3 separate regions of the Homo sapiens genome follow, and regions 2 and 3 are each linked to region 1. The links are chromatin loops, found by intact Hi-C in ENCODE. Cell type or tissue: endothelial cell of umbilical vein. All regions are shown on one strand. Region 1 overlaps ADGRF5 (adhesion G protein-coupled receptor F5). Region 2 overlaps LOC105375080 (a long non-coding RNA gene). Region 3 has its middle 27 kb from the start of ADGRF5.

Evidence for each region. A loop is a pair of places that touch in the nucleus more often than their neighbours do. Peaks named below come from ENCODE experiments on the same cell type or tissue, not always from the same donor. Only the 100,000 strongest peaks of a DNase experiment are listed, where the experiment ranks them.
Region 2: a loop joins it to region 1, with 6 times the contacts of the local background. A loop is called at or near these places in 4 of 110 quality-filtered maps.
Region 3: it touches region 1 in a loop (9-fold over the local background); 2 of 110 quality-filtered maps call a loop at or near these places.

The regions. Positions count from the first base shown.
Region 1 is chr6:46,873,564-46,878,563 of GRCh38, reverse strand. ADGRF5 (adhesion G protein-coupled receptor F5) reads left to right here. Exons shown (of 21, transcript NM_001098518.2): 10 at 159-362. Among named protein-coding and RNA genes, the nearest start is that of ADGRF5-AS1, 27 kb to the left of the region's middle. In endothelial cell of umbilical vein, no CTCF peak of the experiment used is centred here; a DNase peak (open chromatin) is centred at 2,353; H3K27ac peaks cover 1,294 bases.
Region 2 is chr6:46,933,370-46,938,369 of GRCh38, reverse strand. It overlaps LOC105375080 (a long non-coding RNA gene), which reads right to left. Exons shown (of 3, transcript XR_001744147.2): 2 at 4,806-4,938; 3 at 1,205-1,981. It also overlaps a transcript of ADGRF5 not described here. Among named protein-coding and RNA genes, the nearest start is that of ADGRF5, 14 kb to the right of the region's middle. In endothelial cell of umbilical vein, no CTCF peak of the experiment used is centred here; a DNase peak (open chromatin) is centred at 2,559; H3K27ac peaks cover 1,099 bases.
Region 3 is chr6:46,946,021-46,951,020 of GRCh38, reverse strand. It overlaps a transcript of ADGRF5 not described here. Among named protein-coding and RNA genes, the nearest start is that of ADGRF5, 27 kb to the right of the region's middle. In endothelial cell of umbilical vein, no CTCF peak of the experiment used is centred here; DNase peaks (open chromatin) are centred at 1,360, 2,140 and 3,310; H3K27ac peaks cover 3,752 bases.

The DNA of each region.
Region 1 (5,000 bases):
TTCCTGAATGGTTTTTTAGGCGTCTTTAGACCAAGTCTCAGATGCTTTTGAAAATGATACTTCATGAAGTACTGTCATGATCCATGAGCTGACGGTACATTCCTCTAAGAAAATACACATGTGTTATAATAATACATGATTTTGTGTATTTTATGCAGGTGAATATGTTTGCAAACTGATATTAGACATTTTTGAATATGAGTGCAAGAAGAAAATAGATGTTATGCCCATCCAAATTTTGGCAAATGAAGAAATGAAGGTGATGTGCGACAACAATCCTGTATCTTTGAACTGCTGCAGTCAGGGTAATGTTAATTGGAGCAAAGTAGAATGGAAGCAGGAAGGAAAAATAAATATTCCAGGTGAGAATGTTAGATAAGCCCTTTTGCAAATAGGTTTTTGCCTCTTGGCCAAGTAGAAATGGGAGATGTGGCGTATGGAAGGGGAAATGTCAGATGGCTGTTATTTTCTGGATTTCAGACTGTGAAAAGGCATTAGGTTTGATGCCAGCTCCAGCTTAGCCACTCTAGAACAAGACCCCAAAAATATATGCACACAAGTGTCGTGCTTTGGTTGTAGATGAGATCCCAGCAGCAGAAGACCCAAGAAATTAGGATCCCGATGACTTAGGTCGATGGCATTTTGGATCTAAAAAAAGACAAGAAAAGCTTGTGCTCACCTTCCTTTCATCTTCAGCAAAGAGCTAAGGATGAGGTCATTTGTCATTGAGGTCTGACTTGGAGCTTCTCCTTTCTGTGTCTCTTCTCCTGGTGTCTGGTCCTTCTCACTTCTCTGCCTTTGTATCTATGCATACCTCAATATTTTCTATCTCTGTGCCTCCAGCTTTATCCCTCTCTCTCTGCAGACCTGTTTGTCTCTCAGTCATTTCATATGATTTCTGATCCTGTTAGCTTTTGTTTTCAATCTGAAATCTTACCTAAAGTTCCCCACCCTCCAGTTTATATTGATGAATAATAATAATGGTAATAAATTAAAACAGCAATACTGACTCTGTTTTGTATAACAGTTTATGATTAACCCTTTAAAAAATATGTTACTGCTTTTAAATTGCTTGACCACAAATTTGAAGCATTTTACTTCCAATTTGCAAATAAGGAAATTGAGGTTCAGATTATATGACTTATCCAAGGTTGTCAAATATGAAAAAAAAGAAAGAAGAAAGAAAGAAAGAAAGAAAGAAAGAAAGAAAGAAAGAAAGAAAGAAAGAAAGAAAGAAAGAAGGAAGGAAGGAAGGAAAGAGAGAGAGAGAGAGAAAGAAAGAAAGAAAGAAAGAAAGAAAGAAAGAAAGAAAGAAAGAAAGAAAGAAAGAAAGAAAGAGAGGAAATAAATTAGGACTCACCAAAGGTCTTGTTTCACAAAACCAGTGTCTGTCTTGGCCAAACTATATTATGCATGCCTGGTGGGCCAGCACTGGAATGAGCTAGTCAGGCAGAGTTTGAACAGTGTTTTACCTAGAAACTGCATAGAGCAAGATCCAACTCTTCTCTTAAGAAACAACAGTATAATGCGCTTATCTGTAAAGAAAAAGTCTTTAAAGTAAAATGTGGCTTTACCCATGAAATACATTAGTGTGGTGAACCTTCATTTTACAAAGCCTTAGCTATGGAAATTGATTAAATTATTTTTAAAAAATTATCAGAACAGGGGCGGTGGCTCACGCCTGTAATCCCAGCACTTTCAGAGGCCGAGGCAGGTGGATCATCTGAGGTTGAGCATTGGAGACGAGCCTGGCCAACACGGTGAAACCCCATCTCTACTAAAAATACAAAAAATTAGCTAGGTGTGGTGGTGTGCACCTGTAGTTCCAGCTACTTGGGAGGCTGAGGCAGGAGAATCACTTGAACCCGAGAGGCCGAGGTTGCAGTGAGCAGAGATCATGCCACTGCACTACAGCCTGGGTGACAGAGTGAGACTCTGTCTCAAACAACAACAACAACAAAAACTATCAATTTACAGGCAAATTTTCCTAAGCACATGTAATTTCCAAAGGACAGTTCACCTGCAAGCATTTGTATTAGACATAAGTACTCAGAAGAAAGGCATGTGGTAACAGCTGAAAATGTTGACACATGATACATGGAGTCACTTCCCTGATTTCTAAGGAAGAGGAGGTGTAGGTATCCTGAAGGAACTGCCAGATGGAAGAAAGGCCTTGCACAATTCCTGTGGTACTGGCTTAGAAGCTTTCAACCCCGAAAGGTGAAAAACCTGGCCTTCTGGCAAAGGAATCAGGAAGTCTGTGGCGCAGATGCTTAGAGCGGGATGAATGACTGCAGAACAATGGATTTCCTGCCTCAGGGCTGGCAGCCTGGGGACCTGCACCGTGGTTTCTCTGATGGATTTAGCCTCTGCCTTGGCACCCTGCCCTTCTTTCTCCTGCCCTTGCTGCTTCCTCTCTGCAGCTCTCTTCTCCAAATTCCACAAGTTCTACTAACAACCATTTTTCCAAGTCTGTAGAACACAATCAAGCAAAAGAATTTACCCAAAGCATTTGGAACTGAATGAATGACCTGCTCTCATAAATGGTCGCATATTCAAAGCACTCTGGAAAAGGATGAGACGGAAAGGAAATAATCAACAATGGCAGAATTTCTAACTTTAAGAAACTAAAATTCAATGAAGATTTCCTCCCACATGGGAAAAAAGTGAAGGAGTATTCTTTAAGGGTATCAACGCAATCACAAAATAGTTATTGTGGTAGATTCAATGTATTCAACTCTGGTTTTTTTGTTTCATTTTGTTTTTTGTTTGTTTGTTTGTTTTTTGAGATAGAGTCTTGCTTTTGTCACCCAGGCTGGAGTGCAGTGGCGCAATCTCGACTCACTGCAACCTCCGCTCCTGGGGTTCAAGGGATTCTCCTGCCTCAGCCTCCCGAGTAGCTGGGATTATAGGTGCCTGCCACCACACCCTGCTAATTTTTCTATTTTTAGTAGAGATGGGGTTTCACCATGTTGGTCAGGCTGGTCTCGAACCCCTGACCTCCACCCACCTTGGCCTCCCAAAGTGCTGGGATTACAGGCATGAGCCACTACACCTGGCCTCAACTCTGTTTTCAATGTTTACATTTATCATCTTGGTTTTTCTCCACTCCCCACACAAAGTCTTGCAAAGCAGGTACCATCACCACCATTTTATAGAGGAAGGTCTGGGATGTCATCTAATTTTGAACAACAAAATTGTAATTGCATACCTTCTCTTCTCCAGAAAGCAAAGTACCAACTTATTAGCTGCATTCAGTACCTCCCATGCAGGGCTCCTGGTTGCACAGTCCCAGGGGTGTTGTAGGAAACACGATGTGAATGATGCCAATTTGGAAGTCCTGCTTGTGTTTTCTGAGTTTACCACCTCTTTGGAGCCTTTTCTCCACTCTTTCTCTGAATCTCAGCCTAACAAAAGTAGTTATTGTTCTCTGAACAAGACCTGCATGCTGCTGCTTCTGTGTTTTTGCTTATAGCAGTGGTTTTCTGGGTTAACAGTAGAATCCATTTTTCAAGCAGAATCTTGCATGGCTGTCTAATGCAAGTCTTCTCAACTCAGCACTATTGACATTTTGGGTCAGATAATTCTTTGCTGGGTGGAACTGTTCTGTGCATTGTAGGATATGTAGCAGCATCCCCAGCCTGTACCTACAAGATGCCAGTAACATCTCCAGTTACAACAACCAAAAATGTCTCCAAACCTTGCCAAATGTCCTCCAGGGAGGCAAAATTGCCCCTCATTGAGAGCACATCTAATGTGTAAAGCAGACCAAAGTGGAGCTGCTGTGGTTAGAAAAAGGGTGAAGGGATTGGAGCCCACACAGTTTATTATCCTTCCACCCCCCTCAACACAGCCCCAGCCCCTGAAGCAGCTTGATGGAATGCCAAGTTTTCCAAGGAGTATGGATTTACTCACACACAACCCACATACAACCACATACCAGAACTACAGCCGCCATTTCTATCTATTAAAATCCTGAATGTCTGTTAAGGCCTAGAGCAAATCTTCCCCTTCTCTGAAATCTTCCCTAATCTCTCAACTAAACATCCCTCCTTTAATCTACATAACATATTGACTTCTTTCTTATGGAACCTACCCACTGCACACTATCATTATTTCTGTACATCTGTTTATACACTCCTTCTTGCATAGATCATTGTCTTGTACATTAGTTTGGTGAGATAAATGGGTCTTTAAGGATCAGTAAGAATCAGCAGGAGGAAGAGGGAATGAGAATATTTCAGGTGTGAACAGAGGCATGGAGGTGCAAAGCTACAGGGCATGTTCAAGCCCCAGGAGATGATCTAATTTTTCAGAGAGAGCTATAGAAGATAAAGAGAAGAGAAGCAGATTGGAATCACACTGTGAATAATTGAATATACCAGGCTAAGAGGGATTTTACTGTATTCTGTAGGCAATGGTAAGGTTTTAAAGGTAAAAAGAGGGACATCAGATGGTGAGAGCTGAACTTAGGAAAAATAAGTTTTAAGGTCTGATAGCCAATAGATTGCAGGGGCAAATAACTGAAAATAGAGACTCAGCTACAATCATGTGTAATGGGCAGACCACAGATAATGGGGTCTGAGCAAGTTACCATGGGTAGGAGTGGATAAGACAATAGTGAGATATTTCAGAAGAGTAATCTAAAAGTTTCTTACAACTGAGTAGGGGTAAAAGGTGAGTGCATGCAAGTAATTTAGGATTTTTTGTTTGGGGAAATGCCAAGTGCAAAGAAAGGACACATTGGAAGATGTACAGGTTTTATCTGGGGAGAAAAAAGATGAGTTCTTAAATGGACCAATTGAGTTGAAGGTACCGAAGATGTCAGAGCAACACTTGGGAATTTGCTTCTAAAGTTTCCAACGAGAGTGTTGCTCTTAGAAATAGAGTGGGAGTCATCCAAATTTGAGCTATACTAGAAGCCATAGGTATAGATGAGATTGCCTGCAGAGAGAATAGAGAAAAAGATGAGGAAAGGGGCAATCTTTGAGAAGAGGATG
Region 2 (5,000 bases), 60 kb before region 1:
TGCCAGTCAAAGGTGTTTATCAAGGGTTAGAAGAGTGTGGGAGGAAGATACCACACTCAGCTCTGATTTGCTTCTTATGAGATAGCAGGTGATGGTGTCTGAGGCCAGCAGAAAGGAAGGGAAAGGGAGGATACTGCTGTAGAAGGCACCTGGAATGTTATTCTTCTAGCAAAGACTTTTCAGAGTGAACACTGGAATTCATTCTGCAGGCTTTCCAGAATTAAAGAATGTACATTTTTCCCAAACACTAAAATTAAACTGTAAGTCATGTTTATTCATAAGTTACATGTAATAGGAAACATTTCTGGTATTGATAACTCTGAATCAGTAGACCCTACCCCCCAACTTATTAGCAGTCTTGCTTTCTGTGGTTTCAGCCACTCATGGTCAAGTGGGGTCGATAAATATTAAATGGAAAATTCCAGAAAAAAAATTTATAAGTTTTAAATTACATGCTATTCTGAGCAGCATGATGAAATCTCATGCTGTTCATGCTGCCTTACCTGGAATGTGAATCATCGCTTTGTCCAGTTTATTTCTGACCATTGGTCACTTAGTAGCTTTCTCAGTTATCAAATCGACTGTCAAGATATGTATTGCAGCACCTGTGTTCAAGTGACCTTTATCTGACTTAATAATCGCCCCAAAGCACAAGATTAGTGATGCTGGTATATTATATAATTGCTCTATTTTATTGTGAGTTACTGTTGTTAATCTCTTAACTGTACCTAATTTATAAATTAAACTTTATCATAGGTATGCATGCATATAAAAAATGGTATATATGGGGTTTAGTACTATTGATGATTTCAGGCATCCACTGGGGGTCTTGGAATGTATCCCCCTCAGATAATCAGGGACCACTGTGTTGCCTTGCAACTAGAATGGTGACGAATGGTTGGGAGGACTGAGGTACACATTTTAAGGTAGGAGCCACAATTGACCTGAACTGCTCTGCTTACTAAAATAAGAAAATAAAAGATTTAGTAGAAAACCCAATGGCATGAAATCTGAGGCAGTGAGGGGCTGGGAAAACATGAGGTAAGTGTCATAAGGGGAATTTCAGTGACATGGGAGAAAGAGGGGCTTGATGCCACCCCATCAACACACACACACTCACACACACACACACACACACACACACACACTCCTTATTGCCTGTACCTTGCTTCATGTTCTTCATAGCATTTTTGCTCATCAGACATATAACTCATTTGTTTGTTTATTTTCTGTATTTCTGTATCAGTCAAGGTCCTGGCAGAAAAGAAGTGACATTCTCAAAGGGTAACAGAAGAGGTAAGAACAGTTAAGTCAACATAGAACCGACAGCATTGAGCAGCCATGGGTTGCCTCTCATTAAGTAAAAAGGGTCAAGAAGGGTGGGGAGGTAAGAGAGGTGTCAGAGGAACCTGCCAAGATCTGTGGCTATGGGAGAGGGGGATCCCCCAGGATCTGTGGCTAGAGGGCAGGAACACAACCACTGCCAAAACTGCAGCCTGGAAGGAGTTGGCGGGGAGAAAATGCCTAGCTCTCCAGTGCTTCCATACTACAACCTCCCGCTGGGATCTCCCACTCTCCCTACCTTCCATCACCCTCCCAGAGGACAAGGCACAGTAGAGTGCGGGGCTAGCCTCCTGGGGCACAGAAAAGGGCAAAGATGGACCTGGAGGGTAAACAGAGGCTAGCCAGCACCTCCCTCAACTAGAGTGCAGACTCCTAGGGGACAGTTGTTTTCATTACTTCTTATCCCCAGGGCCTAGAACAGTGTCTGGTGTGTAGATTTTCAATAAATGTTTGATGATGGAATGAATGCGTGCATGATTTGGAAAGAGAGAGATGTCGAAAGATTAAAGCAGTTTCCTAGCGTGTGTGACGTAAACTCACCTACTGCCACTATTATAGTATACAATTAGATTTACCCTTTCTCATAATGCTTTCACATGAAGGGATATTTCGAGGAAGGCAGGTTTGGCAGGCAGATCTGGAAGAAAAGATAGAGAAGATACAGTAAGGACCTCAGCACCATATGACCAACAGCGAAACCACAAAGTCTGAAGTTTAATGCTCTAGAATCTACAGGTGATACAGGCACGGGAGTGTTCAAGCCCCAGCCAGCCCCCATCCCAGGGAGGAAGGCCTTGGGCATGGGGCAGCTCTGGATTCCATCCTGACCAACTCAACCTCTCTGAGACTGATTTTCCTCATCTGTAAAATGGGGGTGAGGAGAGAATGCAGTGTTGTGAAGATTGAGCAGGACCCGACACACTGTGCCTAGGGTGGTGTAAACAGTAGGAGCCATAAGGATTGTTTCCGATGCAAGGCAAGTTTTCTAATTTTGAGATAGGTGTGGAAACTGCTGCAGTTGCTCTGCTTTCTGGGCTGGAGCCATTCATTCCGCATTCCTGATTAGGGAGAGGGTCAGGCGGTAATAGGACACCTCATTCCGGAGGACGCCTTCACCCCGTCCCCCTACAAGGCTTCCTGCTTCCTTCCTTCAGGGTCAAGTGGAGTCAAAGCTTGTTTTCCTTCTCACTCCAGGTCAGCATTACACAACACACTTGTTTTTTTCAGGTGACCCTGGAGGCTTGGAACTGCACTGACAGACATCTGTGCAGCCCTTCCTTCCTCTGGGTCAGGGAGATGTTTCCAGATGGAGTTGAATTCAGGAGCAGGAGAGGGACTTGGGGAAAAGGAGAAAGGCAACATTAGCTTCCCCTTGAGAAGCTGGGAAATGCCTTAGTGAATCGGATTCACGTGGCCTTCCTTTAATATGAGCTCTCTCTCCACTTTTATTTGATAGTGGCAAATTCTTCCTCTACCCTCCTTGGGTCTGTACCCCTAAAAGTACTGCTCTGAGATAAATTAGGCTAATGAAGAGAAAATGGGGAACCTCTGAATGAAGGTCTCCTGTGCTTGCATGAAGAGCCCACAAGAGACACTCTGGAATCCGTGACACCAGGGTGGAGTGGTGGGGGTTTCCCTCAAGTGCAGGCAACAAGGTGGTGCATTGTTCGTAGAGAATTTGAAATCAACAATAAAACTGACTAAATCATTTTTAAGGATTATCGGCTGGGCTCAGTGGCTCACGTCTGTAATCTCAGCACTTTGGGAGGCCGAGGCGGGTGGATCACGAGGTCAGGAGATCGAGACCATCCTGGCTAACACAGTGAAACCCTGTCTCTACTAAAGATACAAAAAATTAGCCGGGCCTTGTGGCACACGCCTGTAGTCCCAGCTACTCAGGAGGCTGAGGCAGGAGAATGGCTTGAACCCGGGAGGCGGAGGTTGCAGTGAGCCAAGATCACACTACTGCATTCCAGCCTGGGCAACAGAGCAAGACTCCGTCTCAAAAAAAAAAAAAAAAAAAAAAAGAACTATCACCATATGGTGGTGATCCCAAACAACATCAGTGATTAAGTATTTTTCCTAAAAAATCTATTGAAGGTCTAAGTTCTAAACAATTGCTACTATTACTGGTGAGTTTCAGTAATATAAGCTGCTAATTAATGTACTTTTATTTATTACCTTTTAATAAATAGTGTTCTACAGAGAAGGTAATTCAGAAAACTCTCATTTATATAGCAGCTCCTGACACAGAGGAACTCAGCTACATATGTTTGTTCCAAGAGTAAGTTTCTAAGGGTTTGGGACTGTTGAGTTTGCCTGAAGTCTCTCCAGCCTCTGCAGAATGACACATCCCTGCATTTGAACAGTAGATTAAAAACACACAATGTTAGCATGGTGTTTGTAAAGAAACTGAACATATGTAGCTTCAATTCTGTCATTATATGGGACCTTATAGAGTTTTTATTTTTGTTTAAAATTTAAAACAGTGAAGAGTGCAAACTTCAAGGCATACTATTATTATTTGGCACATACAAATTTGAGTTCACACTTAAACATTTCACTGAATTTTAGTAGTAGCATAAAGTAAAATGTTTTCTTTTTCAGTCAATTGCTTTAAATCAAAAGAATTAGTCAAGCAAATAAGGATTATTGCTGAAAATAATGGAGGGGAAAGTCAATAAAAGATCTGGTCCAAGTGTCAACTCTGCTAGATATCTCCATGGTCCAGAATTATGTGTGCTGGCTGCTCTCTAATTTTATGTATAGAAGTGTGAGTGTGTATGTGGCATAGGAGTGTGCATGCATGTGTGTGTATGTTTGTTTTTGAGAGAGAGAGAGAGACATTAGTGGATTCGGGTGACTCAGGGGCAAGAGGTCACTCATAAGATTGCCCATATTTAGTGAGAGCCCAGAAGGTTCAAATGAAGAGTCCCAGACAAAGATGTGCCGTAAGTATGTGCACACACTGCTGGGTAAAACACAAAGTCTAGATCTTAATGGCTTTCAACAAAATGGAAAAGTGAACAATTTGAGGAATTCCGGAAGAAACTAAAAATAGATGTGGTTTTCCCTCCCTTAATATTCCAGGTCAGATGAGGCAAAACCAAGGGCGATGGGTCTGGAATAATCGTGTAATTGTTGATATGTAGCTATGTTTTGTATACTGTGCTTCAGATCCAAAAATAGTTTAGTGGTCCTGAGAGGAAGACTCTGATAAATAGAAGGTGACGTAGTTATGAAAGGTCTTGAACTTGGAAATGTGGACCCCCTCATTGTGCTGAGATAGGCCATGGGAGCTGTGGAGGGCTGAGCAATTTCCCTGAGGCCCGACGACAATCTGTACAATGCTAGACCATTTTGAATTGCAGTAGCAGCCACTGTGAACACCTTTGTCTTCAATCTCTTACCCTTTAAATTCCTAAAATAGAAAGCTCAGGCTAGAAAGCAGAGCAACTCACCTTCATTAGTAGCAACCTGATCACCAGGCCAACTAGGTCGGTCCATCTCTCTGGGTTTGCCATTGTGGTATGAGACAGAGAAGACCAGTGAATAAAGAGGGTAACAAACCAATGACATATCCACAACTTGGACCTGGGGAGACAGAGAATTCAGTGGATTTAGGGGAAAGCCACTTGAAGTGAACAGCTAGTGCT
Region 3 (5,000 bases), 72 kb before region 1:
TATCTGGCTCAATATTTCTTTTTTAATGAGAGGCATGTTGTGGGCTAGAAAGAGGCAGACCTGGTTTTTAATCTCCTGTCTTGAACAAGTGATTGTATCTTGCCAAGTCTTTGTTTCTGAAAATATGAACTAATACTTAGTGCACAAAGTTGTAAGAAGATTAATTATCTAAAGTGCCAAATAGGTTCCTTTAAAAAAACACCAAGTCAGCCAGGCGCAGTGGCTCATGCCTGTAATCCCAGCACTTTGGGAGGCTGAGGTGAGCGGATCACGAAGTCAAGAGATCGAGACCTTCCTGGCTAACACGGTGAAACCCCGTCTCTACTAAAAATACAAAAGTTAGCTGGATGTGGTGGTGCTTGCCTGTAGTCCCAGCTACTCAGGAGGCTGAGGCAGGAGAATTGCTTGAACCCGGGAGGCGGAGGTTTCAGTGAGCTGAGATTGTGCCACTGCACTCCAGCCTGGCGACAGGGCAAGACTCTGTCTCAAAACAAAACAAAACAAACAAAAAACAAAAAACACCAGGTCTTAAAAGAGGAGGTTGGCCAAGATGGTGAAAATGAGAAAACTGTCATTCACCAAACAGTTGAAGGATCATTCAGGGGACAATTAAAGTAAGAAGTACATCTTGAGCACATGAGGGCTGCTTTTAAATATTTAAAGGTTGCTCTGTGTGGGAAAAGGGAAGGCCAACAGAAGATCAATGGGTGGAAATTATAGCGCAACAGATTTCAGCTCAATGTGTGGAAGGATTTACCCACCATCAGAATCATCTAAAAATGAGTGAGCTGCCTTGTGGTGTGGTGAACGCCTTGTCCCGGGCAATGTTCCAGCACCCTGGAAGATGGACTAGTGGCCAGGGTGTTCCCAAAGGGATGCCCATAATGGGTGGAGTCCGGGTGATGACCTCAAAGGTCCCTTCCCGCTCAAAGCTATCAAGAGTCTCGTGATGTCAGTGCGGTGATCCAAGCCACCAAATGAAGGTCTGCAAAAAATATCATCAGGCTAGAGTGAGGATAGCTGACTTTTCACCAGCTAGCCCTACCTATCTGCTGCAGTAAGTTTAAAATAGGGTCTTAGTAACAATGGAGTAGGCTGGACTTCCAGGAAAGAGCAAAAAAGAAACGAGAACAATGAGGAGGGAAAACTTCACTGTAAACCACTCTTCTTGGGTTACTCTTTAACTAAATTATGGGTTACTTCTTGTGCTGCAAACACATTCCTATTTGATGGAAAACTGCCACATTTCTGTACATTTTCAGCTCAAGTAGAGTCAGGCAAATAACAGCAAGACTCAGAGCTTTGGCCCTGATTTCTCCTCTAGCTAAAATGGAAATATGACTACATGGATATGGGTTCCTAGCCATTCCGAGGTCTAACTTTAAAATGTGAAAAAGAAACTGATTCTACCATCTTCTAAGTTGCAAGGACTATGAATGGAATATTTGACTTTTGGAGAGAGAAGAAAGCTGGCTGGAACTGTCTGCCTGCTGTGAGTCAAGTTCACTGGCCACTGCCTTCTACCCATCTTTCCTTTTCTGCTACATGAACCACCTCAAGAGCAGTCTCTTTGTGAAGTAGGGATCTGGAAACTTTTAGAGAAGTAAGACTTAGGCTTAGGTAGACCCTATACACATCAGCAACCACTCCAGGCAGCCCCAGAGCTTTCTGTTAATACTTTATCCTTTGTGGACTCAAAGAACTTGCAGTTCTGGACCCTCACATGTTTCTGACCATGCTTGGGCAGCATCTCAGCATGCCTTTGCTTTCTTCAATCTCACTTTGAGATCCTGGGGGAAGAAAGCAGCAGTCCTTTCAACAGAAACAGTTATAAGCAAATGCTATATGTTTTCAGACCGAAACAAAGCCATGATATATTTTATTCTCAAGGCTTACCTAAGTTAGCTTTCTTAAAAACACTAATTAAAAAAAATCCTTTGAAATGTAATCAACTGTACATGACAAAATCATAGAAACCCTTGCAGACCAGGGTATTTATTTTTAGATGCGCATCAGCCTACCCAGCATAGCAAAGCCACTGTCTCATGTCCAAAGCATGGCCCTGGGAATTTCCTCTAACAAGGCTGTGTTTCCGCCCATTGTTGTAGCACAAAGGACAGAAGGAGGCCTGAGTAGAGGCTCATGTTAACCCCGCCTAGAGTAAAATCTGGAACCTGTCATCACCTCGGTTGGATCAATGTGGTCTTGAGGGCTGGGGTCAAGAGGGAGATTGCCCGCCAACTCTGGACAGATGCAAATGAGTAGTCATCCAAAAATATTCCAGAGACCGGTGACGGCAATTCAAAAGTAAAGCGTCAGCTTTCTTTTTGTAGTCAAGGATCTAAATCTCACCCGTACTGTGAAGTGAATTCTGGTCTAGACCTGAGACAGCGATGCTGTTTGAGGATCTTGGCTTGAATTGCAATTAATAAAGTGATTTTAAGAATATTTTGTTTTAAAAAAGCCATAAATCTGTGTACACACAGCCCCAATAAACACACACATACACACACACACACACACACACACACACACACACACACACTCACTAGAGCAAGTATCAGATACCTGAATCACCCAGAACTTTACTATTATTCTAGGCCAGTTTCTGATCCTTTATTTATTCATTGATGAAATGGGCATAACAGATCTCACATCCTATTAGTTTGGGGATAAATAAGGTATAATATTACAAATAATCTCACCCAAACTAGACTTTTGCTTAAGTTTTTGCATCTTGGTCCTAACATGTTTTGAGCTTCTTACAAGAAACTTGTGCACAAATATTTACTGTCAAGTCTCCAGGGGTTTTATTTGTTTGTTTTGCTACTACAGGAAAAGAAGGCCAATTTGTTACTTAATTGGCACACTTTACAAGCAAAGCTTTTCATGCCTTTGTCAAGTTCCTTCTACTCCTGGGGAAGGTCACTGCATTATTACTCAAAGTTGCAATGCTCAGGGCTATGTCTGGGGGTCTCCGTGAAAGATGAAGAGGTGGGTCTCAGGTCTGCACACAGCAGTCCACACACATCCTGTCCGGTGTTGAGTCTGTGATCTGCATTCCACAGCCCCATCACCACCCCTGCCCAATCAAAGGCCCAAGGAGCAAGGGGGACCTGCACGTACAAACACCAGCCTGAGCAGGGACTGGGTTGTTGGCCTCTGCTGGCAGGTGGATGTCCAGGTCCCCCCTCCAAGGTCCGCAGATTCAGGAAAATGTGCTGTAGCCCTTTGGTGAGAATGTGAGAATGTTAGTAAAAATGCCTTCATGGATTGTTTTGTTTGCAAGTGTTTATTATCAGACACCCCTCAGAGGTTCACAGGGCAGGTTGCGAATGTCCGAAGTGGGGCCTGGGAATTTCCTTCCACAAAGCCTGTGCTTCCTCTCTTTGTTACTCCTCAAAGAACAAGTTGGAGCATTACTAGAGATCCTTACTTAACCCTTTATCCTGCCCACCACTTCTTCGTTTACATTACAGAAAATTCACGCTGCCAGCCATCTAAGGAGCAAAAAGATGTTTGGGTTTTGGTAGTGGTGTGCACCCGCAGATGTGCACATATGTGTGCATTTGTGTGCATGAGTGTGCATATGTTTGTGTGTTAATGGAGAGGAAATAGGTAAAGCACAAAACGTATTGCATTTTAAAAGGTTTTCATTCAGTGTTATGACATGCAGCCATCATTGGTCAGACCAGAGAACACTTCTTTCTTTATCGTAATATGTATTCCCATATGCTAAAAATGATGACTCAATTGCAGTTCCCTGTCCCTAGGGAAGGGCTATCTCAGAATTATAGTTGCTTTTCACCTTTGGAGTCTACTTATTGGCTAAAGCTGGGGTATAATGAGTTGAAAGGTATTTCAATCAACTAAGAATTATTTATTGAATATATTCTATGTGTCTGAACTCTACTAGGTACTAAGAGAAACCAGAGATTCTGCCTGCAGGAAAATTCAAGACCATATATTTATACATATATACAAACACACAAACTCAACGTGTTGCAAATGAGAGTGCAAAGAAGCCAGATATTTGTATGGTCTAAGGCCAGTAAAGATTAGAAGAGGGACATGGGCCCTCACTCAGCCTGGAACTCTTCAATTATCCCCAGAGACATCTTTATGGTGTCTTCACCGTCCTTAAATCTCCAAGCACTAGCGAAGCCCAGTGTGTGCACCATGCACATACACATGTACACACTTGCACACACAGCCTGCTCTCAGGAAACGGCTGTGCCTTCTTGGAGGAAATAACGCCATTGGCCTTCTCACCACCAAATCTGTGCCAGGATCAGCCTCAATACCCATCTCTTTTGCCCTCCTGTTTTGTCCCAAGGGAAGAGGGACCCTTCCCTGCCTCCAGAGCTCAGCTCTCCCGTGCTCCTGCCCTTTATTCCCATAGCCTCACTAGGCTCACCTCTTATTGGCCCTTTCCTGTTAGCATTTAATTATGCTTAGATCCTTCTCATCTTAAAACAATAGGAGCAGAAGCTCTTCCTAACCCATATTTTTCCTCAGCTGCACTTCCATCTTCATTTTCCCTCACCACAAAATTCTTGAAAGGATTATGGCGATTCACGTCTTCACATCATCACCAACCATTCACATTGTGTTCTGTCTACGCTACCCCAGTGTACCTCAGCAAATGCTTTTGCCAAGATTCTCTTTGACCTCTGTATCCTCAAATCCAACTCATTTACTGTCAGCAGGACTTCACACTGTTCTCCACTTCCTCTAGTCTTGTCCCTGCCTTCCAGGACACCAATGCTCCTGGCCTCCCTCCTTCTTCTCTGGCTGCAACTTCTCAGTTGTTTTTTACAGGTTCCTTTCCCTCTGCCATTTCCTCAGCTTCCCAATGGCTATAACCGGGGCCAGCCACCTCTTCTCCATTCATTCTTTCTCCCTACTGTGGTTCATTCCTCTGCCTGGATTTCTCTTTCCTGCCTTCTCTGTTGATATAGTTTGGCTGTGTCCCCACCCAAATCTCACCTTGAGCTGTA